Linked DNA regions of Homo sapiens: region 1 is linked to region 2. A link is a loop called in an ENCODE intact Hi-C map of the cell type or tissue named here. Cell type or tissue: PC-9. All regions are shown on one strand. Links, peaks and the distances in the headings refer to the core of each region. The heading gives the core; the rest is flanking DNA.

What was found. Peaks named below come from ENCODE experiments on the same cell type or tissue, not always from the same donor. Only the 100,000 strongest peaks of a DNase experiment are listed, where the experiment ranks them.
Region 1: it touches region 2 in a loop (3.0-fold over the local background); 5 of 110 quality-filtered maps call a loop at or near these places.

What each region holds. Positions count from the first base shown.
Region 1 is chr9:116,090,948-116,103,707 of GRCh38, forward strand. No RefSeq gene overlaps it. Among named protein-coding and RNA genes, the nearest start is that of PAPPA, 56 kb to the right of the region's middle. In PC-9, for the core only: no CTCF peak of the experiment used is centred there; no DNase peak of the experiment used is centred there.
Region 2 is chr9:116,001,296-116,014,055 of GRCh38, forward strand. LOC105376236 (a long non-coding RNA gene) reads left to right here. Exons shown (of 3, transcript XR_930271.3): 3 at 10,058-11,672. Among named protein-coding and RNA genes, the nearest start is that of LINC00474, 82 kb to the left of the region's middle. In PC-9, for the core only: no CTCF peak of the experiment used is centred there; DNase peaks (open chromatin) are centred at 6,826 and 7,186; H3K4me3 peaks cover 1,192 bases; H3K27ac peaks cover 2,710 bases.

The DNA.
Region 1 (12,760 bases), core at 2,134-10,133, 89 kb after region 2:
GTTTGAAACTTCCTAGAGACTTGGAGAGCTCAGAAGACAGGAAGATGTGAGAAAGTTTGGAATTTCCTAGAGACTAGTTGAATGGCTTTGACCAAAATGTTGATAGTGATATGGACAACAAGGTCCAAGCTGAGGTGGTCTCAGATGGAGATGGGGAATGTTTTGGGAACTGGAATAAAGGTCACTCTTGCTATTCAGAGACTGGTGGCATTTTGCCCCTGACCTAGAGATCTGTGGAATTTTGAACTTGAGAGATATGATCTGAAATTGGAACTTACCTTTAAAAGGGAAGCAGAGCATAAAAGTTTGGAAAATTTGCAGCCTGATGATGCAGTAGAAAAGAAAAACCCATTTTCTGGGGAGAAATTCAAGCCTGCTGCATAAATTTGCATAAGTAATGAGGAGTTGAATGCTAATTGCCAAGACAAAGGGGAAAATGTTTCCAGGGCATGTCAGAGACCTTAGCAGCAGCCCCTCTCATAATAGGTCCAGAGGCCTAGGAGGAAAAAACAGTATCCTGGTCTGGGCCCAGGGTCCTCCTGCTATGTACATCCTAGGGACTTGGTGCCCTGAATCCCAGCTCCTCCAGCTATGGCTAAAAGGGATCAAGGTACAGCTCAGCCTGTGGTTTCAGAGGGTGCAAACCCCAAACCTTGGCAACTCCCACATGGTGCTGAGCCTGCAGGTGCACAAAAGGCAAGAATTGAGGTTTGGGAACCTCCACCTAGATTTCAGAGGATATATGGAAATGCCTGGATGTAGAGGCAGAAGTTTGCTGCAGGGGTGGGGCCTTCATGGAGAACCTTTGCTAGGTCAGTGTAGAAGGAAAATGTGGGGTTGGAGCTCCCACACAGATTCCCCACTGGGGCACTGCCTTGTGGAGCTGTGAGAAGAGTGTCACAATCCTCTAGACCCCAGAATGGTAGGTCCACTGATAGCTTGCACTATGCACCTGGAAAAGCTGCAGACACTCAATGCCAGCCTGTGAAGGCAGCCAAGGGCAGGATCCTGCAAAGCCACAGGGACAGAGCTACCCAAGGCCATGGGAGCCCAACTCTTGCAACAGCATGACCAGGATGTGAAACACGGAGTCAAAGGAGATTATTTCAGAGCTTTAAGATTTTGCTGACTCACTGGATTTTGGACTTGCATGGTGCCTGTGGCCCCTTCATTTTGGCCAATTTTTCTCATTTGGAATGAATGTATTTATCCAATGCCTGTACCCACATTTTATCTGGGAAGTAACTAACTTGCTTTTGATTTTACAGGCTCATAGGCAGAGGGGACTTGCCTTATCTAAGATGACACTTTGGATTGTGAATTTTTGAGTTAATGCTGAAATGAGTTAAGACTTTGGGGGACTGTTGGGAAGGCATGATTGTGTTTTGAAATGTGAAAGAGACATAAGATTTGGGAGTCACCAGGGGCAGAATGATGTGGTTTGGCTCTGTGTCCCCACCCAAATTTCACTTTGAATTGTAATAATCCCACATGTCATGGAAGGGTCCTGGTGGGAAGTAATTGAATCACAGGAATGGGTTTTGTTTTGTTTTTTACTTCATGCTGTTCTCTTGATAGTGAATAAGTCTCACAAGATCTGATGGTTTTATAAAAGGGCAGTTTCCCTGCACAAGCTTTTTTGCCTGCTGCCAAGTAAGATGTGCCTTTGCTCTCCGTTTGCCTTCTGCTTGACTGTGAGGCCTCCTCAGCCATGTGTAATTGTGAGTCCATTAAACCTCTTTCCTTTATAAATTACTTAGTTTCAGGTATGTCTTTATTAGCAGTATGAGAATGGACTCATACAGAAGGAGATGACTAGAAATAAGTCAGGAAAGATGTCAGTTTTCTAGGGGAGAGGTTGGGATATGGGGTTGATTTGAGACAGGACACAAGGTAGTGCTATTGGAGTAGTGGAAAGATTCTATTTCTTAAGCCAGGTGGCAGTCACTAAGCTGCTATATTCACAATAACTCATTTTTTTGTTACGTGTGCTTTTTTGTGTCTCCATTATATTTTATAATTGAAATAATAAAATACCCAATTAAGCAGTTCTCTAAGACTCTAGTTAGTAAATTGAATATTCATTTAACCACATATTGAACTCAATAAAGGAGAGTGTTCCTCAATATAGGAAACATTAATTTTTAAAAAGTGAGGTAAGAAAACATTTTCTCCCATGAAATTTGGAGTCACACATGCCTAAATTCAGAGTATGTATTAGTTCTACAATTTGTTACTACCTCCTTCACCCCAAGACGTAGTTTCCTCATATTTAAATGAAGACATTTAAATTTAAACTTAAAAGGGGATAGTAACATCTTTTTCAAAGTTTTTTGGGAGGATTAAATAAGATGATATGTGAAAATTAAATTAAATGTAAAATGCCTAAAACAATGTTCCTACACAGAAAAACCTCAAATGGCACCTCTGCTTATTAGAGACAGGTTTTTATAATAGTGCCCTTTTGACTGTGAAACAGTTTCAAATAACTCATAAGTCAGGTATTAGAGCTAGATGGCAGATTTAAATATTTCAGTTCATGATGCAGGTGATGCTCCAGTGCCCAGGTGCAGATTCACGGTATAGTCAACAAGAATCTAAAATATTTGTCATCAAATGAAAAGCAGACACTGTATGAGAAAGCATTGCCCAGTAAAAAAAGATACAGAGCTTGTAGAATAAAACTAAGCTTTCTCTTCTAAAGCAGGGATTTGCATTTCTACATGGAAAAAGTTAAATTGCTACCAGGTACTGCTTAGCAAGGAACTGAGTTTTCTGTTTCTGGAATTTATGAAATAATCAGTCACCTTCTTATCAGGGCTGTTGTTTAGGTAACTCTTTCACTGGCAAGGAGTTATCCCAGATGGCCTTATGTTCTTTCAAACATCTCTGATAGAGATGTATTATACAGAGATGTCAAATATTACTAAATAGCTACTATATACAAGATACTAAGCTATATGTTAAACATGGGTTATCTATTTTAACACATGCACAAGACTTAAGATTCAGATATTATGGTCCCCATTTTAGCTATGGAAAAAAAATGGAGGCTCAAGAAGTTTAGAAGGCTTGTTCAAGGTCATAGAACTAGTGAATGGTGGAAGTGGGATTTGAAACTAGATGTCTGTGGTGACAATTTCCAGACTATAGTGCTTATTGGTTAACATCTCCCAAAATACATAACACCAAATATGGGTAGTAAAATATATATATCGACCTGGGTGGCAGTCACAAAGCCTGTGTGTGTGTGTGTGTGTGTGTGTGTGTGTGTTTATAGATGTCACAATATATACTGGCTCAAGGCCATCAAGCAATTAAATAACTAGATGATAGAAACAGAATTTTGACCCAGGCAATCTGATTTAAGAAACCTAACCTACATACACACTACCTCTAAATAGAACATCCTCTGGATGCAATTTTTCTTGGGAAATCAGAGAAGCATAACTCCAAATGGAGCTCACATTATACAAGGAAGAGACAACAGTAGATGTACTATGAAGTAATATAAGTAAAGTGAGATAAAATGAAGGCTAGAGAAAAAAAACCAGTATGAAGAGACAAAAAATAATGAAGAAGAGTTTGGGAATAAAATGGTTCAAATAATCTCTTGGAAAAATTAAAGGGGTGTGAATACTTGAATCAAATGAGATATGGGAGTCTCTTTTCTTTCTTCTCTCTAGTGTCTTTCAGCACCACACACACACATGCATGTGTTCACATAAACACATACACATTAAAGCATGCATATATACGTACACACGTGAACACATCCTGCCTTCCTCCTCTGGCCCAAGCCATCAGTCTTGATCACTTCTGCCCTGACAGCCTGAGGTCACCAGCTCTACACTCACTGTTTCTTTCCTGAGGAGGTTTTACACTCTTCCTTTCATAAAGTGCTTATAAGACATAAACATGATCAGATGCCTATGATAATGTTCACAGACATCATCCAAAAATCCCATTGCAATGCAGATCTCTGGGACTCAACCCCATAGACCCCAAATCATCAAGTCTTGTGTGAGGCCCAGAAATTGCACTGTTCACCTAAACTCCAGATGACTCTGATGCAGTATCAGGCACTGAGTGTCTCATCATTTGGAACTGTTCTACCTATGACACATCAGAAAGAAAGCAGCCTCTTCTAGACTAGAAGGGTAGATTGACTATTGACTTTGAAGCCAGCAAAACTTGAGTTTCAAATCTTCTTACTCAGTTTTTCTAAGCCTTGCTTATCTAACCTATAAAATGGAAAGAATGATACCTACCTTATTGAATTGCTGAAGATTAAATAAGATAATATATGTAAAGTACTTGATAGTAAGATTTTAGGAGGACCTCAGAAAATTCTACTCTATTTCCTCTTCATCTCTCTCATGACATTATCTAAATAGTTCTATCCCCCTGATGTGGCGAAGAATCTCAATATACTTACTGAGTGAATGAATGATGAATGGACTTCCAAAGAGGCATAATTTTTGGAGTTTGGAAAAATCATCTGGAACTGGCCATAAGAGAAGGATTAGGCTAACTACCTGCCAGATTAATAGGCGAGAGAGGAAGTTTAGGAGACTCCAAAGGAAGCAACCCAGTGGGGGTGGGGGAACTTGAGAAGAATCTCTACCACCTGTAAATCTTTAGCAAGTTAATGATTCTGTCCAAAAACAAGTTTTCTTATGACTAAGCACATTTCCCTTCTTTGCGCTTAACATAAAGGAGAGATTTAACATACTTTATTCCTTTGGAACATAGAGTAATGAAGTAGTCTAGAGCACAGCTCTGAAGTCAGATTGCTCAATTTTTGTTTTGGCTCAAACACTTCTTTACTGTGTGACCTTTGGAAAGTCACTAAATCTTTCTGAGCCTTAGATATTTTATCTGTAAAAGTGGATAAAAAATAATATTTACATTATAAGGTCACTGGAAGGAATAAATGACAAAATTCATGGGAAACATTTAGCATTGTGCCTATCCCAGAGACAGCACTCTTCAAGGATTATCTTTAATATTATACTGATTTTAATATTATCTTTTCTATTTTCTTTCTGGAATTATTTAGATAAGTTCTGAGCTCCACACTTTATCTCTGCAAAACGGATTGCAAGTAATATCTCCCTCATAAAAGCAATGCTTGCATGCCACCAACAAGAATGAACTGAAGAGAACATCCCAATAAACTATGAAGACTTCCCAGTCGTGCAGTCTACTCAAGAGAGAATGCATTCTTAGGTACATATGTCAGGTATACTCACTAGTAATCATCAGCATGGCCTGACTCTGCTTCCTGGCTACACGGAAACTTTAGAACAAAACCCTGGGATAAAAAATTTACCCCAAACTGGTCCACAAAGAGAGGAGCCACAGAGATTACTCATATTATGTGCAGGGAGTTTTATTCCGGTGACATCATGACCTTAAAACTCTTTTTCTTTACCCAGCCATAACCTGATGTTGATCATAAATGTCAGCCACGCTATAAATGTGCCTCTGCACACCTGCCAAGCCCTTGGGTCCCTCACAAGTGCTGCTCACCTTGAGCCAGAGGAAGCTGCTGCTTAACCTCTCAGGAGAGTTCTCAGCCTTAACAACAAGAGGGACCTTATTTCCACCATCACTTTCCCTCCTTCTACACTTCCTTCACTCTACTAGGTCACATTTTCTGCATCCCTTCTGTATGGGTCAGGATGGGTTATGTTGTAGTTACAGACAATCCTGAAAGCTCAATTGTTTAAAATGGCAGGATTAATTTCTTACTAATGTGTCCCTAATGAGATGTAGGCTGATGGAGCAGCCACCAACTTTAATGTTGCCTGTCTCTGTGTCAAAGAATAAAGAGTTCTGGAGGGACTTACGGTGACAATTAAATGTTCAACCCACAGATAATACTTATGTCTCGTTGGCTGGAACTAATTACTTAGCTAACCCATCTACAAGGGGGCAAGAATGTGCATTCTGCCACATGATCAAAAAGCATTAACTGACAAATTCAATGAACAGAACTAATGACTGCTGCTACTCTTGAAAGAACACATTTATTCATTCATTCAAAACACATCTCTCTACTGAGTTCCTACTCAAGCATTGTGCCTGCCCTCAGGGAATTCCTAGTGGGAGAGGCAGACTAGTAACCTGATACGTGTTCTAATCAGGGGCGCAGACAATATATTGGAGTGTAGCCGAGTGCCATGGGAATGAGGCCAGGGAAGATTTCTTAGACAGGGAAACCTTCTTCAAGGTTTCTCAGCCAAACCTTGAGGGATGAATTGAGGTTGACAAGATGAAGGGCTAGGATATTGTGTGCCTGGTAAAGGACTCAGTATTGGCAAATGCAAGTAAATACAGCCTGTTTGCATAATCAAATCAGTTCAGTATAGTTGAAATGTTGAATTTAAAGAGGAGACTGGTAGGAGGTAAGGCTAAAGTAGTCAGAGAGGCACATCCTGAAGTGCCTTTCTGGTAATTCAAGCCATGAAGGGAGCTTGGTCTTTATTCTAAGAGCAATGAGGTCCCATTCAAAAGTTCTCAGGAGGAGAGTTAGTTGCCGTTTTAGATAGAAGATGACTCTGGGAGCAATGTGGAGAATGGGTTAGTGAAAAGACCAACAGCAGTTAAGGAATAGCCAGAATGGTGGTGGAGCTGAATGACAGATGATGATGCCCAGGAACAAGGCAACATATTGAGGAGAGAGAGAAAGACGTGGCTAGAACCAGAAGGTAGTAAGAAAACAAAATCACAGTGAAGACCTGATCACAGTGAGATTTTCTAAGATACATTAAACATAACCTTCCTAGAGCTTGTACTTTCTTTCCAGAAAATTAATAACTCAAATGGTACCAACAGTACTTAAATGTTGGCAAAGATCATTATTTGTTCAGGAGGAAAGACAAGATAACTTAAAATTTTAAGCACATTTCACATGTTTGGTGAAACTGTAAAGTATACTTTAATATTCACTACAATGTTACGTGTTAATATTCTTATCTCTATTTTACAAAAAAAAAAAAAAAAAAAACTCAGGTAAATTAACATGCCAAGTTTGCAAGATATGAAGGGGGAGCTGAAATGCATACCAAACTTTCCTGAACTCTAAAACCTATGTATTTTCCATAAAAGTCATATTTCAAAGGATAGAATAAATATCCTTACAGTTATAAGCTGCTTCCCAGGAGCCAGTCCTTTTAATAATCATTATTAACACATATAATGGGTCATTTTTTGTGCTTGGTTTAGGCATATATAGTGATGGAGTAATTTTATGACTTTAGGGAGCTTGGAACTATATACATATAAGAAAATAGAAAATGTCTTAGTATCTTTAGAGAAGTATGGTAAACAAATAGGGAGCAGATTGAGTTGTAGGAAGATCATGAGATCTTCCATATTGAACTGGAAGTGTCAGAATAACATTCTATGTGGGGACCTCTAAGAGTGAGGAGTTGTGTATTTAGAAATAAGCTGCATACATGTGGTGTTTGAAACCTAAAGAATAGATAAGTTTGCTGAAGACAGAGTCTAGAATAGCATACTCCGATTTGCTCCAAAGTGTTTATAGATTTTCTAAGATGATGCTAGGGTAGGCAGTGCTGCCCAGAGTTTATTGACAATAGAATTCTTTTAATAGATAACCTCTCGGGACTGATGTTACAAAGAACACACTTTAATGCGTTTTCATCTGACCAGCAAAGAGAAGAATGTTCCTTATTCAGAAGAAAGTAGGGTCTGTTTCAGTAACAACCAACCTCCATCTCTCAGTCGTTTAAAATAACAAAGGTTTATTTATTGCTTTCATCACTGGTTGACAGGGAAACTCTCCTATACGCTGTGACTTAGGAAACCAAGTTGATGGAACCACTATCTTCAATGTTGTCTCTGCACCAGAGGGAAAAAGACCTCTGGTGGGTGGATCTTCAGTTTATCCCTTAAATATTCTGGCATGGAAAAGACACATAATACTTATCTTTACAACTTATTGGTCAGGACTAGTCTCATGTTCCACTGGACTCCAGAGAGATTAGAAGTGTGCATGTGGTTATAATTATTAGGTGAGCGGCAGTAGCATCAATTCCAAGGAGAAAGCCTTGAAGAATTCCCTTACTTACAGAGCATGAGAAAGGATCTTGAACAAAGGAGCAATGAAAAAGGTGCATGCAGATTTCTGGTATAGTTCAAGACACAGATTTTCGTAGGCTCTGATAAAATGCTCTTTCCAGACTTCTCTTCCAAATTTGTTTCTCCTTGCAAGGGGGGAGTTGTACTGCTGGAGAACTACTGGAAATTCTATGCTGTCCCAAGTTTGGCTATGATATTCCAATTTTAAACCATTTCTCTTCTTTCCCACTTAAGGTCACACCTTTTTTGGATGGGAATGTTGATTCACCATGTTTCCAGCCCTCACCTGTGTCATTCTTTCTTCCTGAAATCCCTCCTTGTTTCCTGACTTGTTTTTACTTAGTGATCAACTTTTCCTTTCTTTCATGATTTAAGAAGGTTAGACAAGAATCATCCCACTTGACCTTTATTGCTTTCACTCTTGGTGTTCTCTTACTCAAACTTTGGTGCATGCCTTCATGGAGCCCCACCCATGGATGGCCTGTTCTCCTGTCTCCACTACATTCAACCCTTGTCCTAAAGCCAAACACCCTGATCAACCCACAAGTCATTTTTTTCACCTTACTCAAGGTAGTGTGATGTAGTATAAACTACATAGAATGTGGAACAGACAGACTGAGTAAAGCCTTGACTGTACCACTTCTAGTCCCCTGACCTTGGATACGTTACTTTTCACTTCACTAAATCTTTCTTTCCTCATCTGAAAAATGGGGTCCATGATGCAAAAGCTCACAGAGCAGTAGTGATGATGGTAGGAGAAGGTGGTATATAGGAATGAATACAATTCCAGTATCAGTTATCTATGACTAAATACCAAACCACTCAAACGCTTTGTGGCTTAAAACAAAACAATTTCTCACTGCCCACAAGTCTTTAGATTTTCTGGGAAGTTCTTATCTGTCCAGGCTGTGAAGACATCAGCTGTTGTCACACATGTGTTTGCAGCCTTCTGGTGGGTCAATTGGGGCTGGCTAGTCTAGGACAGCCTCATTCATTGCTTGGCAATTGGCTGTCAACTTGGGAGATGGGTCACTTGACCAACCATGTGTCTTACATTATCTAGCTAGCCTGGGCTTGTCTTCATGGCAGCTGGCAAGGATCTAGGAGACAAAGCAAATGTATGTAAGACCTCATGGACCTACATTCAAAACTAGCACAGTCACTTCTGCCACATTCTACTGGCAAAGCAAAATCCAAGGCTAGCCCAGATTTGAGGGTTAGAGAGAAAGACTCCACTTAATGGGGGAAGCTGTTAAGTAGCATTTCAAAAGATGTGGATACAGGAATAAGTGGAGGTATTAGAACCATTTTGTAAGCAATCTGTGAGAGTTCTATTTTCTTTCTTCCTCTTTCAAGCCTCCTGAATGGTCTTGCCAATTGTGAGTTTCTTGAAGTCAGGGGCTACGTTATATACATTTCTATTTTTCATATTTCCTAAGCATCCAATGAACATTACCACTATCATCACTACCATTCATTAAGTGCTGGCTATATTCAATGCTCTGTTTTAATCACTTTTTAATACATCACTTCGTCCTTATGACTATTCTTTTTGTAATTACTGCTCTTGACTATCTTCCCATTCCTATATACTTAGTAAGTTCCCAGTATAATCCTACTAAAGACACTTTTTTTCTGCCTCAAGCTATTCCATGGGGTTAACACTTGTTTTGTGGTTGCAGGAGATGGGGCCAGAAGTGAATAAGTGAGTCAATCAATCCCGTCTTTGACTTCTTCCAAAATCCACTTCTGTGTATCACCTGTCTCACCTCCAGTTCACCCTACAGACTTGTTATCCTGGATTGAATTCAGCCTCCCATGAACTCTTGTAATACTTCTCGTGCCTCACAGTACCCATATTACTCATCTTGCTCACCCACACACCTCCTACTCCCCTCCATTCATGTCTTTGCATACAATCCTCCCAGCCCTTTGCTTATGTGAGTTTATCACAGTTATTTTTCAGAGAGAGATACCATAAACCCTATGCTTAGTCATAAAGAACGATGATAACAGCAATGCCTTTCTATTGCCAAGTGCTTGTCCTGACATCTCATTTGATTTCTGGAACCACCCAGATAGATACGTGAAGCTAGTATAACAGTCCCTGTTTACAGGCAGGAAAACTGAGGCATTGAAAGGTTTAGTGCCTTGCCCAAAGTCACACAATATATTGATGTTCAAGACAAGAGGAAAACTTGGGATTTATAATGTATAGACCAGCAATGGTTCTACCCTCTTATCATTCAATGTGATTTATTTAGAAGTTTCTTAGTTTTCTCTAGCTTTTTTTGTCCGCTATGCAGCAATGCTAACTCAACATAAACAAAGGACATCTCGTGGACATTGATTATATGCTAAGCACAATTCCAACATGGAAGGCATGTGAAGTCTGTCCATCCAAGGAGAAACACTGGTGTGTTGTATACAAAAGTTCTTTGTATTTAGGCAACCCTGGTTAAGCCTCTATCTCTTACTCATCTTGAAATCTTGGGCAAATTACACAATATGTTTGATCCACAGTTTCCTCCTTCTTTAGAAGTGAGAATTAACCTTCACACCATAGGTTTATTAGGAAGATTAAATGAGATGAAACAAATAAAGCTATGACACATTGGAGCCCTTCTGCAGACTATTATTACTGTTAATAAATATGAATGAGGTAAGAATGAGTCATGTTACTCAATTGCTCAACTGTTCCCTGTTCAATCTTCATCACATTTATGTCCCTGTTATTCATTCCGTGTTTGTCTGCCAAAGATATAAGCCATTTTTTTTTGTCTTACATGCCAAATTCCCTGATGACCCTCCTAGCTCAGAGGGGTATTTTGAAACATAAGTGATAAGTGACTTATTCATTCTATTAAGCTTCTTTTTTTCCCTTAGGCAAAGGTGAAGAAGAGATTGAGGGAACAGTAGCTTAGGAAAACATTGATATCCAAAAAAATTGGTAGAGACACAATACTGAGTTCTTGTCTCTAAACCACTACAGAACTCAACTTCTGATAGTAAATACAGCAGCCTGGATCATGATGCTAAGGGCAATAGTCTGTTCAAATCTAAAATTCTTTGAAGTCAATTTTACATGTTTTGTTGCTTTTCAAATTTTATTTAGATGTATCAGAACTCACTAAAGTTAAAGACCAATTTAGACAAATGATAAGGATTTCCTTCCAATACCTCGATGTTGTAATAGTAAGTACTGTGTATATAAAATTTGTTTTGTGATTCTTTGTTTACAAGCAGGTTTGCATATATTTCTTTCTACTTAGTTATCTAAAGACCCATGTTAGTTAAAGTAATATTACAGTTCATCTGTAAAATTGGAGAAGAAGAAATTGGACTCAGGATGTGAAGCAGCATGTCCAAGTTTGTGGTGTTAATGATGGGAGAGTTGGAACTTGAATACATATTCTCTAGCACCAGTGCTTTCCCACCCCAGCCTAGCGACCTTTCAAAATCAGTGGCTGTATTGGAATAGGATAAAATGGGACCAAAGATGGTCTGAGCATTGAATTTTCTTCCACACTCAGCTATACAGGAAAGTTTACAAAGCATGACTTCCTTCTTGAAGAGTGGAAAGTTGGAAAGCACTGAATGGATCCGTAAAAGACAGATCACTCTGTGAAGGAGCAAGGAAGAAACTGAATAATTCAGTGAACGTTAATGGGCTTTTCAGAACATGACAGCCGTCCGTTCCCATTCCCAAACCAGATGGTCACTGAGCCAACATTCTTCCTGTCTGATTCTTTTGGGCAGCCTGGAGACAAATAAGGAGTGCTTTCTAGTAGGTGGAGGCTCCTCGACTTGTGAGAAAGGTTGTCTTTACCCTTTCTACATGCTGACTTACACGGCTGTTGATTTGCTTGGTGCTGATTTACACAGATGTTGGTGGGGCTAAATGAGGTGGTAAGAATCTTGAGGGCTTCTCTCCTTTTGGACCTATTGTTATACACCAGGGCAGTGGAGATATACCAGGTAGAGTTTCCTGGCCACTCTATAGCTAGATCACATCTCTGATGTCATGATGTCAGTTACCATTACGGATGTTATCTTCCCATCTGTAAAACAAGAGAGCTAGGCTTCTATCTCTGAGCACTCTTTGAGTTCCAAAATGTTACAGTTCTCAATCACTTACTAAATTTTTTCGTGTCAACACTAACAGATCTATATCATTCTTTTTAATGACCACATTGAATACCACAGTGGAAAGTCTTGTTTTGTGTTGCTGTTTTGTTTTAGTAAAAAGCCTTCAGTGATAGACATTGTTTTTTTAGTCTTTTGATATTGTATACAATTTTCTAGTGTACTTGCATATTAGTGTGTTTGTGCAAATACTTTTGAAGGTAGCTTTCTTGAAAAGGATTGGAGAGGTCAGGGCACATGCATATTTTAAAATTAAATTGATATTGCCAAGTTCACTTCCCAAAAACTAATGCCATTAGCATTTTATTCCATTAAATCTCAAATGACTCTAAAGACTACTGTAGAAGCAGAGCCTCTATCAGATCTTGTCCAGAATATTGATGATGATGATGATGATGATGATGATGATGATGATAATGATGGTCATGGTCAACATTTGTAATAGTCTTACAATGTAGAAGTATTATGCTATGCATCATTCAGACCTTGTAGGTATTGCACA
Region 2 (12,760 bases), core at 3,219-11,218:
AGGTTATTTTGAGAAAACGACTAGATGACGGTGCTTGAATATGAGCAGTGGCAGAAAGTACAGTCGAATGCCATTTGGGGGCATCTAGTCGTGTAGCTACAATCTTTTAAAGGAGATCCTATTGTTAATTAGATAAATTTATATTTAGTGCTGAATTAGAATGAAATTGAGAAGATGTACAATTTGGTAGCACCTAAATTTAGCATCATAAATAGAGATACTTATTTTACAAGTTTTCGTCTTGTAAAAATATTTGTTGAAAGAGCCATCTGGTTAAATTGAGAGAAAAGAGTACTTGTAAAACATATTTGGGCTGAAATATTTACACATTTAAATGTGAAAAAACAGAGTTGATAAATTTTCCTACTTAGCATAAATTGCTCTGAGATTTGCAGGTGTCTTGGCATCTGTAGAGTGTATTTTCTCAATATTAAGGTTTACTAAGTAAAGTCAATTGAGGGTATCAAAAATTTTAAATTTCTTGACCATAATGCAGATCTCTGAGAAAAACTGCAGGCAATTTAGTGGAAATATCAAAACTAAAAGGACCATACTGAGAGCAAAAAGCATTAAAAAAATCAGTGATACTAAATTAGATATAAATATGACTAAGAAAGTCATTATATTAGCTAAATATCCACTGATAAAAGTTATCATTTCCTCTGCTCAAATAATCACTACACTAATTTAAAAAGTAAATTCTGTAAGTATATGTGAACTTAAGCTATTTTAAAAAATAATTTAATTTTTGGAAACAGCTTTTTTAAAGAACGATTTTATAGGTCTAACAGTATAATAAAACCAGTCTGTCAGACAACAAATAAATATTTGAAAAATTATATAATTATTTTAATAGTTTAAGTGCTTTGTCTGTGCTCAGAAGTGCCCCTGTGAGCACTGTGAATTATATGATTATTTCTTATAAAGCCCCTTTTACTTTTCCTTGATCTCTTTGACCAAGCGTACATTGTATCTTAAGGCAAGACTTTGTTACGGTCCCTCTGCTATCACAATCTTGAATGTAATGAAAGGCGTTTTTCCTCAAATCAATTCTAGAGGCTATCCTCTCACCCCATTCCCGCAGTCACTGGTATTTGGAGACTTGTGGTTGAACAGGATCTCTGGAATGAATATCTCAGTGGATGCCAGGCACGATGGTCCTACATAAAAAATTTGCTTTGAGGGCTTCCTAACATCAGAAATGGGTGCTTTTCCAGATTAATTCACCTTTTTAATCTGTCCATAGAGAGGAGTAATAGTTGCAAACTGCTTAGTTTCATTAGAAAAGCTTTCTCCTGTTTTTAATGGCACAGGGAGTCCAAGAAGGGCCTATTTTTAATTGTTTCATGTTTTACTGATATCCTGGCCTTCAGTTATCTATCATTTTCTAAAAACCACTATAAAATTTAGAGGCTTTGAACACTATTTTATGTGTTCACAGTTCTATGAGTCAGCAATTTTTGTTGGGTGTTTCTTGTGCTGGGTTCATTTTGGGTCACTTACAACGACTGAGGTTAGCTGGCAATTCGAGTAGAACTGGATGATCTCAGTTGGCCTCACCCGCAGGACTGGCAGTTGGCAGACTACTCTCTGGGATGCCTCTCATTCAGGTGAACCTGAGCTCCTACAAGTTGTGGTGTCAGGATTTCATCAGAGGCAAGAGTGCAAAGTGTGATGCATAAATACATTTAAAGTCTCTGCCATTGTCACACTTGCTAATATTTTTTGGACCAAAGCAACTCACAATTTGGCCAAGACCAAAATCAAAGTGGAGGGAAGAAACCTCTACTTTTTAATAGGAAGGGTGGCCAAGACATATTGAAAAGTGTGGACATACAGGGGCCGGGCGCGGTGGCTCACGCCTGTAATCCCAGCACTTTGGGAGGCCGAGGCGGGCAGATCAAAAGGTCAGGAGATCGAGACCATCCTGGCTAACACGGTGAAACCGCATCTCTACTAAAAATACAAAAAATTAGCTGGGCGCGGTGGCAGAGGCCTGTAGTCCCAGCTACTTGGGAGGCTGAGGCGGGAGAATGGCATGAACCCGGGAGGCGGAGCTTGCAGTGAGCCAAGATTGCCTGCACTCCAGCCTGGGCGACAGAGCAAGACTCTGTCTCAAAACAAAAAAACAAAAAAACAAAAAACAGTGGACATACAAGGACAGTGGAATTATTGTGATCGTCTTGGCAAGCAATTTACCATATTGTCTAATTTTTGCTCACATTTACATCACTTTAAGAATGCAATCATGGCTAAATGCCTATGTGAAGCACAAATAATACTGTAGTGAGGCACATCTGTGGGTGAATTCTTTCAAGGATCAGTTGCCCCCATTACAGTGGGGGTAATAAATAAGCCCTGTCAACTTCACAGTTTATTGTGAGCTAGATTGAACTTGTGAATACAGAAATGCCTTATAAATTACCAAACAGATGAGAAGGATTATCATTAATCAAAATCCAGCACAAACTGTGCTCCTCCCAAGACATCTCTCTTGATATTCCATCCATCACCAATTTCTTGAGTCTGCAGTTTATTGGCACTTGGAGTCTAAACCACATTTTATTGTCTCCTAATTCTCTGTTTCTTTGTGTAATTATTCCAATGCCACTTCCAATAATTCAGGATACACATGCTCAGTATCATCTAAGTGTCAAGTCTAGCTAATTACTGGAGAGACAGGAATGAATCAGGAATAATCCTTGATTGGGGGGAACTTAAAGTCTAGATCCTGATCTTGGCTAGCCAAGTAATCTCAAACATGTTTTATGGAAGTTTAAAATTAGGTGTCCAGACCAGACATCTGAGGACTGAGCCATGACTCTTGGGCATCTCTCTTGCCCTGAATAATGGTCCCCTTCCTCCTCCCAATTCTCTGGTCCCTATAGACGCTGTAAGTGTATTAGTCAAACTTCCTTATTTACTTTGGCTACTAGTACTCTCAGAACCACAATTCTAAACCACCTTGGCAGATAGGGGCAGAGGCCAGGTCTTACTTATCTTGGTGTCCCTAGCACTTGGGACAGGTCACTACTGGCAGATATGTTATATGTGCTGGATAGAAGATAAGTTGATTTGTGTATCGCACTGACACTAAGTCTTCTCTTGACTTAATTGTCTTTTTTCTGGACTTTTATTATTTTTGTTCTGGCTTCTTGTTATAGAAGAACTAAATATTAAAAAAATAGCTGTACTAGTACTATCAGTATTAAAACTGAAAGCTTCCAGTGGGTATTAAGTTCTGTCATTGGTGATATGCTAGCAATGACAAGTATGTATCAGATGGTGAGTGAGACTAAATGTCCTTGACTTTTGTCTTTTGTGAGGATGATATTTGTGATTATTAACTCCCTTTGTAATGGCCTGACTTCTGTCTCCAGTGTGATTTAATATAGCATTATTAGACTGTATGTGTGTTGTGTGTGTGTGTGTTTGTGTGTGTTAATGAGAGCACAGTGGCCTTTCTGATACCTCTACTAAGATCATCACCATTTTTATCTTTATGGGGCCATTTACCCCAAGAATCTTGTAATTGGAAACTTTTTATGAAGAAGCCATGTTTCATTTTAAATAAGACAACCACATAAAATATTACCAAGTGTGTGTCTTGAGTTTGCTTTGGGCACAAAACTATTTTGAAAAGCTGGCAACTAGAAGCAGACTAGTAAAGCAAAATCCTGGAGTCTTCAGAATGTACATGTGAGATCTAATTCAGGCTTAACCTTGCTGCAGCTCTGTGACTTTAGACAAATCACTTCCTCTCTCTGGGCCCCAGTTTTATCATCTATTTCTCTAAAACAAGAATGTCATTCTAAAAGAGGCAGTATCCCCTCACCATCCAGGAGCCCACATCAAGCCTTCCAGTGGGTGAATGAAGGCAACACGGTTTCCATGGCTTAGATGACCTCATGTCGTCCAAATCATTGATGAAATTGACCAGGATAAGGCTGTGTCAACTCTCCCACTAATACTACTTCCAGTAATAAATTTGGATACATCTCCAGTAATGGGTGTGAGCTCAGCTTACTGGACCTGTTTTTCTCAGAATAGCTTTATGGAGAACTGCTGCTCACAGGCAGATGCCTGCTTTTATCACAACATATATCAGTGAGTGAATGACTGTGAAATCCCTTCTTACTGTGCCAGCCAAATGGATAAACAGAAAAATATAGTCATCTCACAGCCAAATCACCACTGGTATTTATGATGCTTAAGGGGGAGAGGGATCGCATGCTTGCATATTGTTTCAGAATCCATTCATTCAAGCATCTTCTTTCATGCTACTTCCCTCCAGACATTGTAACTGGGAGACGAGAAGGGAGCACATGTGGATAAAATAGTGCATTTGCTGTGAACCAAGCCCTCAAGGAGTTTATAGACAAGTGGGAAGGATAAGATGTGCACAAAAAGAGTTTATTTTATCTTTGGACGTGGTCATTTTCACATCGCTTGCTATTTATTAATTATCATTTGCTCATCTAGAAAACTATGACTCTTTTAAGGCAGGGACAATGACTTGCTTATTTTCTGTGACTGTCCTAGTCTGTATCGGCTGCCCCTATTTCCCTACAAGAACACTTCTCCTATTGGGTGTTGAGTCGACCACATCCTCTCAGTGGTCCATGAGGAACAAGAGGGTGAAGACTGATCATGTCTTTTCTAACTTTGTAATCATCAATTTATTCAACAAGTAATTATAGGACTCTTATTATGTGTAAGGTATTTTTCTAAGCCTAAGGGGTTCAGCTAATGTTCTAGTGGCAGAATCAGTAAATAAATAGTAAAAACATAGAGTAAATCAGAAGACAGGCACTGGGGAGGAAAGTAAATCAAGGGGAAGATAGGAAGTGTCAGGATCGGGGGTGATTGCAATATTACCTTGTATGGTAAGTGAAGGCCTCATTGCAGAAGGGGCAGGTAAGCAAAACCTTGAAGTAGGTGAAAGATGAGGCAGGTTGGTACTAGAGAAAGATTATCTTGGGCAGGAAGGACAGGAAGGTATGAAACACAGAGATTGGACTACACCATGCATGTTCCAGGAACAGTAAGGCCACCAGTGTGGCTGGACAGGTCAGAGCAGACTAAAACATTGCACAGGGCTTTGTAAGCCATTGTAAGGCTTTGGCTTTTACTCTGAATGAGTCTCCAAGTTCTGGTACACTTCTTGGTACTCAATAAATATGTGTGGAATGAATGTTGAATACATATTCCTGATGCAGAAATAGGAATATCAAAATTTCTGGGTCCTATATTCAGTTCACCCAGACACTCAGCATGTTCTGTTTCTGTCTTGGGTGGGGGAGAGGACTGTAGCTAGATGTAGTAGTAAGGCAATCACATGCCTAAACTTTCCACTTTGGGGACTGAACAAAATGGAAAGAGCTGTAACAGAGAAACCAGCCATGTGGACTGGGGTTCAGAGATTATGAGACAGAATCAATGACAGAGTCTGTGTGTAAGGGCCATCTAAGAGATAACACTGGGTGTAGGATTTGGAAAAAAAAGTGGAAATTAAGAATGTAGAATGAAGAGAGGGACATCCCAGGGAAAAAGAATAGTATATGCAAAAGCATAAAGGATAGAGAACATGTTCAATGAACAAGGGATGGGCAAGGTTTGCTGAAACAAAGAATAGGTAAAGGAGAAACATAGATGGGGCATCATATAGAGACTGTGGCTTAGAAATAGATCACAGAAACTTTGAGTGCCAAACTTAAATATCAGCAGGGAAAGAGGAATCATGGATGGTTCTGGAGCAAAGAAGTGGAAAAAACAAGGAATTAAGCCACCAGCTTTAGTTTAGTATGTGAGGGAGAAACCAATCATGGAGTTGCTGTAATGAGGGCTCATCTAGATTTTTGGTTGAAGCAGCGGGAAAGCCATGAGAAGGGTACACAGGAAATATGGAGGAAGGCAAACCCCCATGGCTTAGAAACACATTGTATGGGGCAAGGAATTCTATCAGTTCACATTCTCTGTAGGTTTTCCTTATAATTGTTTATGTTCAAATATTAATCAGCATGACTGCTCCATTTTCTCTGTCTTATTTCCTTAGGTAGGTAATTTAGAATATTTTGAAAACTCCCACATTTTTCAAAAATGCACATCAAATGCATGCTGCAGCTCAAGTAGGAGCTTCTTAAATGCAAACTTCCAGCTAGGATAATTCGAACGTGGTGGGGGTTTGAACACTTTGCAGAAAGGTCTGGAGTAGCACAAATGTCAAGGCAGCTAAAAAATGTTTTCTTGTGTTAAATTACCTTTGATTTGTGTTACACAGAAGAAAATGAATGAGGTGCTCTTGAGACGTTTTAATTCAAAAGCAGCAGTGTAGCACAATAGTCAGGAGCAAAGAATCTGACAAAACACAATCTGAGTTCAAATCCCAGCTCTTATATTTAGTGGCTGTGTGACTTTGGGCAAGTTTATTAACCTTTCTGTGCCTCAATTAGCTGAGGAGTAAGAATGACCTCTAAAGCCTTGTGCACACTCAGGTAGGTCCACATGAACATGACTAGCCGTAATTTGGGTAGTCTATATACCTAAACACACATAATTATTACTGACACCACGAAAGCAATATGGTGGGTAGGACACACTTACATTCATGGTGGTGTGAACAGCATTGGTGTAAGCACCTCACCTGCAGTGAACCAGGCCCCAGGCTTGGCCTACCTTGCTATGCAGGAGGACTAAGCAGGACACGCAGCTAGTAAGTGCACAGCTGAGAGTTGAAGCCCAATTAAGCTGTAGCCTCTACACTAAGATACACTTTGAAAGTCACCAGGTACAACTTCCTCATTTCACAGAGGCAAATGGAATTCAAGGATATTAAATGATTTGCTCATAACCCCAGATCTAATCAAGGCAGACCTAAAACTAGTACTAGGTGTGTCTGACTTATGAATAAGGACCTTTTTTATCTTCCTCCCCATATTCTCTCTAAAACAAACTCACACCTGAACCTCTTCTTCATAGTCCTTTTCCCATTCACTGAAAGCCATGGCATCATTAAAGAATCTACTTTGTTCTCTGCATACCTAGACGTTGTCCTCAACACGGTCTGCAGAGTCTCATCCTTGATTCAGTGTGAACTTTATGTCCCATCAGTGACAAAATCAAGACCAAGGAAGTGCCCTAGCTGCCCCTTAAGCTCTCACCGGATGTGATTCACCAACAATAACATACTTTCTCCCAGCCGAATGCCACCTCTCACTTTCCACCTGTGGCCTGATTTTCTTGGGTCGGGTTTCCTGGTTAGACAAACTTGTGGTATGCAATGTGTGGGATGAATGGAGAAGGGTTAAAATAGCCCAGCCACAAAAGGTTACTTCTAAGCTTAGTCTCCTGAAGTTCCAACCTCCCCATCATTTTTGCTTTTGTATTGAAAAACATGCTCTGTCCAGAAAAATCCCCAGAGAGTAGGTTGCCAGGTTGTGGGAGTAATTACCTTTCCAGAATTAACATGAAGCCAGAAAACACCTTGTTGGGGGCCTGGCATATGATATATTCATCTTAAATTAGAAGCACAGCATCCCAAACTTGGCAAGTGATAGCCATCTTCAACCTGCTCTGGCCAGCCCACACAGAAAGTTTTGTACTTCATTTCAGGCTTTGCATTTATTTGTCAAAATGAAAATATGTTTATTGATTGCTTCTTAACACAAGAAGCAATTTATACTTATTTTAAGGCATTTAAGTTGTAACAAAGTGTGTAAGGTATAAACTGAAAGTCTATCACCCATAATTTCAACCCAGAAATAACCACAATTAATGGATTGATCTTAGACTTTTTTTTCTGGGTGTATATTAGCATTTTTTTCTTCAGGAAAATAGGCTTATACTCATATATATATAATGTCTTTGTCCTATTTTTGGCTTTAAAGTAGTTTGTACATTTTTTTCTTCTATGTCAGAGTGGAGTTTTTAAGGTAGTAAAATATACGTAACATAAAATTTTTATTGTAACAATTTTTAAGTGTGCAATTTACAAACAGTAAGTACATTTGTACAACCACCACCACCATCCATCTTCAGAACTTGATTCATCTTCCCCAGTTGAAACTCTGTACCCATTAAGTATAACTCCCCATTCTCCCTACTCCCAGTCCCTAGCAAATAGCATTGTTCTTTCTGTCTCTATGAATTTCACTACTCCTAGGTACCTCATGTAAATGAAATACTGCAATATTTGTTCTTTCGAGTATGGCTTATTTCACTTAGCATAATGTCTTCAAGGTTCATCCATGTGGCAGTATGCGTCAAAAGTTCTTTCCTTTTTATGGATGAGTAATATTCCATTGCATTTACATACCACATTTTGCTTATTCATTGATCCACTGATGGACATTTGGTTTGCTTTCACATTCTGGCTCTTTTGAATAATGCTGCTGTGGACATGGGTGTACAGACATCTGCTTCAGTGTCTGCTTTAGCTATTTTGGATATATACCCAGGAGTAGAATTGATGGATCAAGAGGTGATTCTATTTTCAAATTTTTGAGAAACTGCCATATTGCTTTTCACAGCAGCTTTATTATTTCACATTCTCACCAACAATGTGTGAGAGTTCCAATATATCATCTTCCTCACCAACACTTGTTTTCTGCTTTTTTTAAAAAATAGTAACCTTCAGAATAGACATGAAGTGGTGTTTTATCGTGATTTTTTTTCTTGCATTTCCCTAGGAATTAGAGATGTTGAGGGCTTTTCCATGTGCTTATTGGCCATTTGTATACCTTCTTTGGAGAAATGTCTATTCAAGTGTTTTGCCCATTTTTTTGGAAAGTTTTTTTTAAATTATACTTTGTTTTACATTCTAGGACACATATGCAGGATGTGTAGGTTTCTTACATAGGTAAACGTGTGGCATGATGGTTTGCTGCACCTATCAACTCATCACTTAGGTATTAAGCCCCACATGCATTAGCTATTTATTCTGATGCTCTCCCTTCCCTCACCTCTCCACCCCAGCGACAGGCCCCAGTGTTGTTCCCCTCCTTGTGTCCATGTGTTCTCTTTGTTCAGTTCCCACTTTTGAGTGAGAACATGTGGTATTTAGTTTCCCATTCCTACATTAGTTTGCTGAGGATAATGGCTTCCAGCTCCATTCATGTCCCTGCAAAGTACATGATCTTGTTACTTTTTATGGCTGCATAGTGTTGCATGGTGTATATGTAACACACTTTTTTGTCCAGTCTATCATTGACGTTTTGCCCGTTTTTTTTAAACCAGCTTACCAGCTTCTTTTTTTGTTGTTGTTGAATTGTAGGGGTTCTTTATATATTCTAGACACTAATCCCTTATCAGGTGTGTGATTTGCAAATATTTTCTCTCTTTCTATGATTGCTTTTAACTGTTGATACTGTCTTTTGATGCATGAAAGCTTTTAGTTTTGTTTAACTTCAACTTATCTAGTTTTTTTCTGATTGAATTTTAAATAAGATGTCAGGTCTGTGCCTGTGTGGAATTTATACGTTCTGGTGGAAGGGACATAAATTTAACAATTAACTACACAAATATTTATTTGTGTGGTAATTAAAGCTATGAATGCACTGACCAAGTTTACCTTACCTATTTGGTGAGTGAAGACCAACTGAGGACCTGAAGGTCTTCTATACAGGAGTTAGTTAGAAAGGGATGAGAGTAGTGTTGGAGACAGGCTTCCAGGATAAACATATGAATCTGTGAAGCCCCTGAAGAAGGTGAAGGGACCAGGAAAGGCTGCCAAATTTGGATGCAACGGAGTGAAACAGACCCAAAACAGATCAGACAGGGTGCTGAAGGCCATGCCTTTATAATCATGGCCAGCTTGTCGCAAGTTACTGAAAAAAATAATCTAACTTTCATGAGAATAAGAAAGTATGCATGGGAAAGGGGTGAGATGTGTGTGTGGGGGTGGGGGTGGGTGGGGGGAGTGGTACCAAGAAATATATTTGCTCATATTAAAAAAAAAATAGGAGTAACACTAGCCTTGGAAATAACCAGATCCAGGAACTCAAATCATGCTGCCTAGACACTCCTTAACTCTCATGCCTGTTTTTAATCTTTATTTCAGCCACATTCTCTCATCCTGCAGAAGGACCCTTCTAGGTGTTAGAGGTTGAGGGATTTTGGCTACATATGGCCCCATACATCTTCCTAGCTATAGATTCCAATGGAAGAAGAGAACTTTCTTTCCTCTACTGAGTGCATATAAACTTCTGCATCTTGCTTCTGGCCTCAACTTGATCTTCAGCATCAACATCAAGCAGAGCAGCATGAGATGCAGTGCAATGAATAAACAGTTCTTGGTCACGGGCTTGCCCTTGCAGTCTGGAAAGAAAATCCTGCAACTGAGAGAGCCACCATGATTTCCTGAAGTATTTGGTGAAGAACCATTCTCCAAACGTGAAGTCAGGAGATATGTATTGCTATTATCAGAGCTGAGGAAAAGACACTAGAAGTTTGAAATCTCAGATGTCCACAGCATCATGACACATAGTTAGGATTCCATGCTGAATAGAAGGGGGAACCTACTGAAGAGTTTTCAGCAGAAGAGAGACCCAATAAAACTTGCGTGTAAATTATAACCATTGCTTCTGTATAGCATTCTGATTGGAGAGTCAGGTATAGATGCACAGAGAGCAGTTAGAAGGTTATTATAGTAGTCTAGAAGTGACTGTGGACTTGTAGGGAAATGGCAAATATTTAGAAAACAAATTCAATAACACTCAGCAATCAGTTGGACTTGGGGTATGAGGAAGGGAGAAATGTCTGGTCTGATTCCATCACAAGGCCTTGTATATGCTGTTCCCTTTGCCTAAAAATTCCCTTAGCTCCTCTTTTAACCTGGCGAAATGTTGCTCCTTCATCAGGTCTCAGCTTGAGCATCTCTTCTCCAGGGAAATTGATCCTCTTGCCTTTCCCCTGTTTAATTTCCCTTCCCATCACTTATCACAGTTTATAACGTTATATTCACTCACTTATAAAGTACTTTCTTAAATATTTTAGCTCCTCTACAAGGATGTATAATCCTTGAAGCAGGAGCTGTTCCCACCCAAGAAAATGAAAATCTCAGTCATTAAGTACACAAACACGGGTCCAGATTGCTTGGTTTCAAATCTTGGTTCTGCTACTGGCCAGCTGTGTGATCCAAGAAAAGCTACTCGACTTCTCTGTGTCTTCATCTGCTCATCTGTCAAATGGATATATGAGTAGTCCTACTTCATGGAGTTGTTGCGAGGAATCCATTAGGTAATGTATCCAAAGCCTTTAGAAGGATGTCATGTTTATAGTAAGCACTAGCACAGTGATAGCTGCTTTAATTGTTCTCTTCTTCTTTGTCCCTAGTACCTCTCCTAGTGCCTGCAGCCACGCAATACATATTTGAAAAGTAAGTGGAAATCTGTCAAGTGTAAGTTACTGTGTGGATATTGGTGTGATGCACAGAGAAGAGGAAGCACTGGAAGATGATCATGGAAGGGAGAGAAGGCAAGCTTGCAAAATCAGCATTGGCTATTTAAATAATATCTGCCTATGATGCTGTCAAGGAAAAATGTTGTGGAGCCGTTGGAAATGTGACATTGAAGCTCAAAACAGAGGCCTGAGGGGATTGATTAATTTCCCAGAGCCGCCATAATAAGGTACCACAAACTAGGTGGTTTAAAACAATAAACATTTATTGTATCACAGTTCTGGTGGCCAGAAGTCTGAAATCAGGTATTGGCAGGATTTTGCCCCCTGAAGGGCCCTAGGGAAGGATTCTTTCTTGCCATTCCAGCTTCTGGTGGTCCCAAGTGATCATTGGCTTGCAGTAGCATCACCCCAGTGTCTGCCCCTGTCTTCACATGGCCTTCACTCTATCTGAGTCCAAATCTCCCTTTTCCTACGAGGATAGCAGTCATGTTGCATAAAGGGTCCAACTACTCCAGTGTGACTTCATCTTAACTACTTACATCTGCCACAGTCCTACTTTCAAGAAAGTTCACATTCTGAGGTATTAAGGCAATCAGTGTTTCAGTGTATCTTTTGAGAGGACATAATTTCACCCACAACAGAAGTGATATACATTTGGGGGTTACTGGCATTTGAATGCTATTTTGAGCCAAGGCTATAGAGAAGAGCAGCCTTGTAGCTAAGAGCTCAGGTCCTATCAATCCATACAGACCTGGGATTGACACTCAGTTCCATTACTGACTGGCTCAGATCTTGGTAAAGTTGCCTAACATTTCGAAGACTTAGTTTCTTAGCCTGTTAAAAAAGGGATAATAAAACCTCCAGGTTTCTTGTAAATATGAACTGAGGAAATGATTGTAAAGTGGTGAGCATAGCACATCTTATAGGGTGAGTCTTCAGTAAATGGTGTCTGTTAGTTAAGATTTTGTATGGAAAGAATCTAACCTGAGAAAGAAGGAAGAGTGAGGAATAAATTTTTAACCAAGAGGAAACACCCCATTTTAGTTAGAAATGACCCAAGAGAGCAACCAGAATAATGAAAATACTATAAATTATTTTCTGGTGTTTTGGATTTATATATAGTTCAAGAATTTAGCCCTGTGCCTGACCTAAGACAGATAATCAATATGCAGTTGGATGGCTAGACTGAATGAACATCAGGGACATATTTAGCCACCAGAAGAGGAGTATTAAGGGTACATAGGTAGGGAAAGAGGATTGAAAGTTACCTAGAAATCTGGAAGGCTCTGATGCAGAAGAGATATTATACCTACTCTGTAAATGTGGAACTAGAACTAGGGGATAGAAATTATAGGGAGAATCA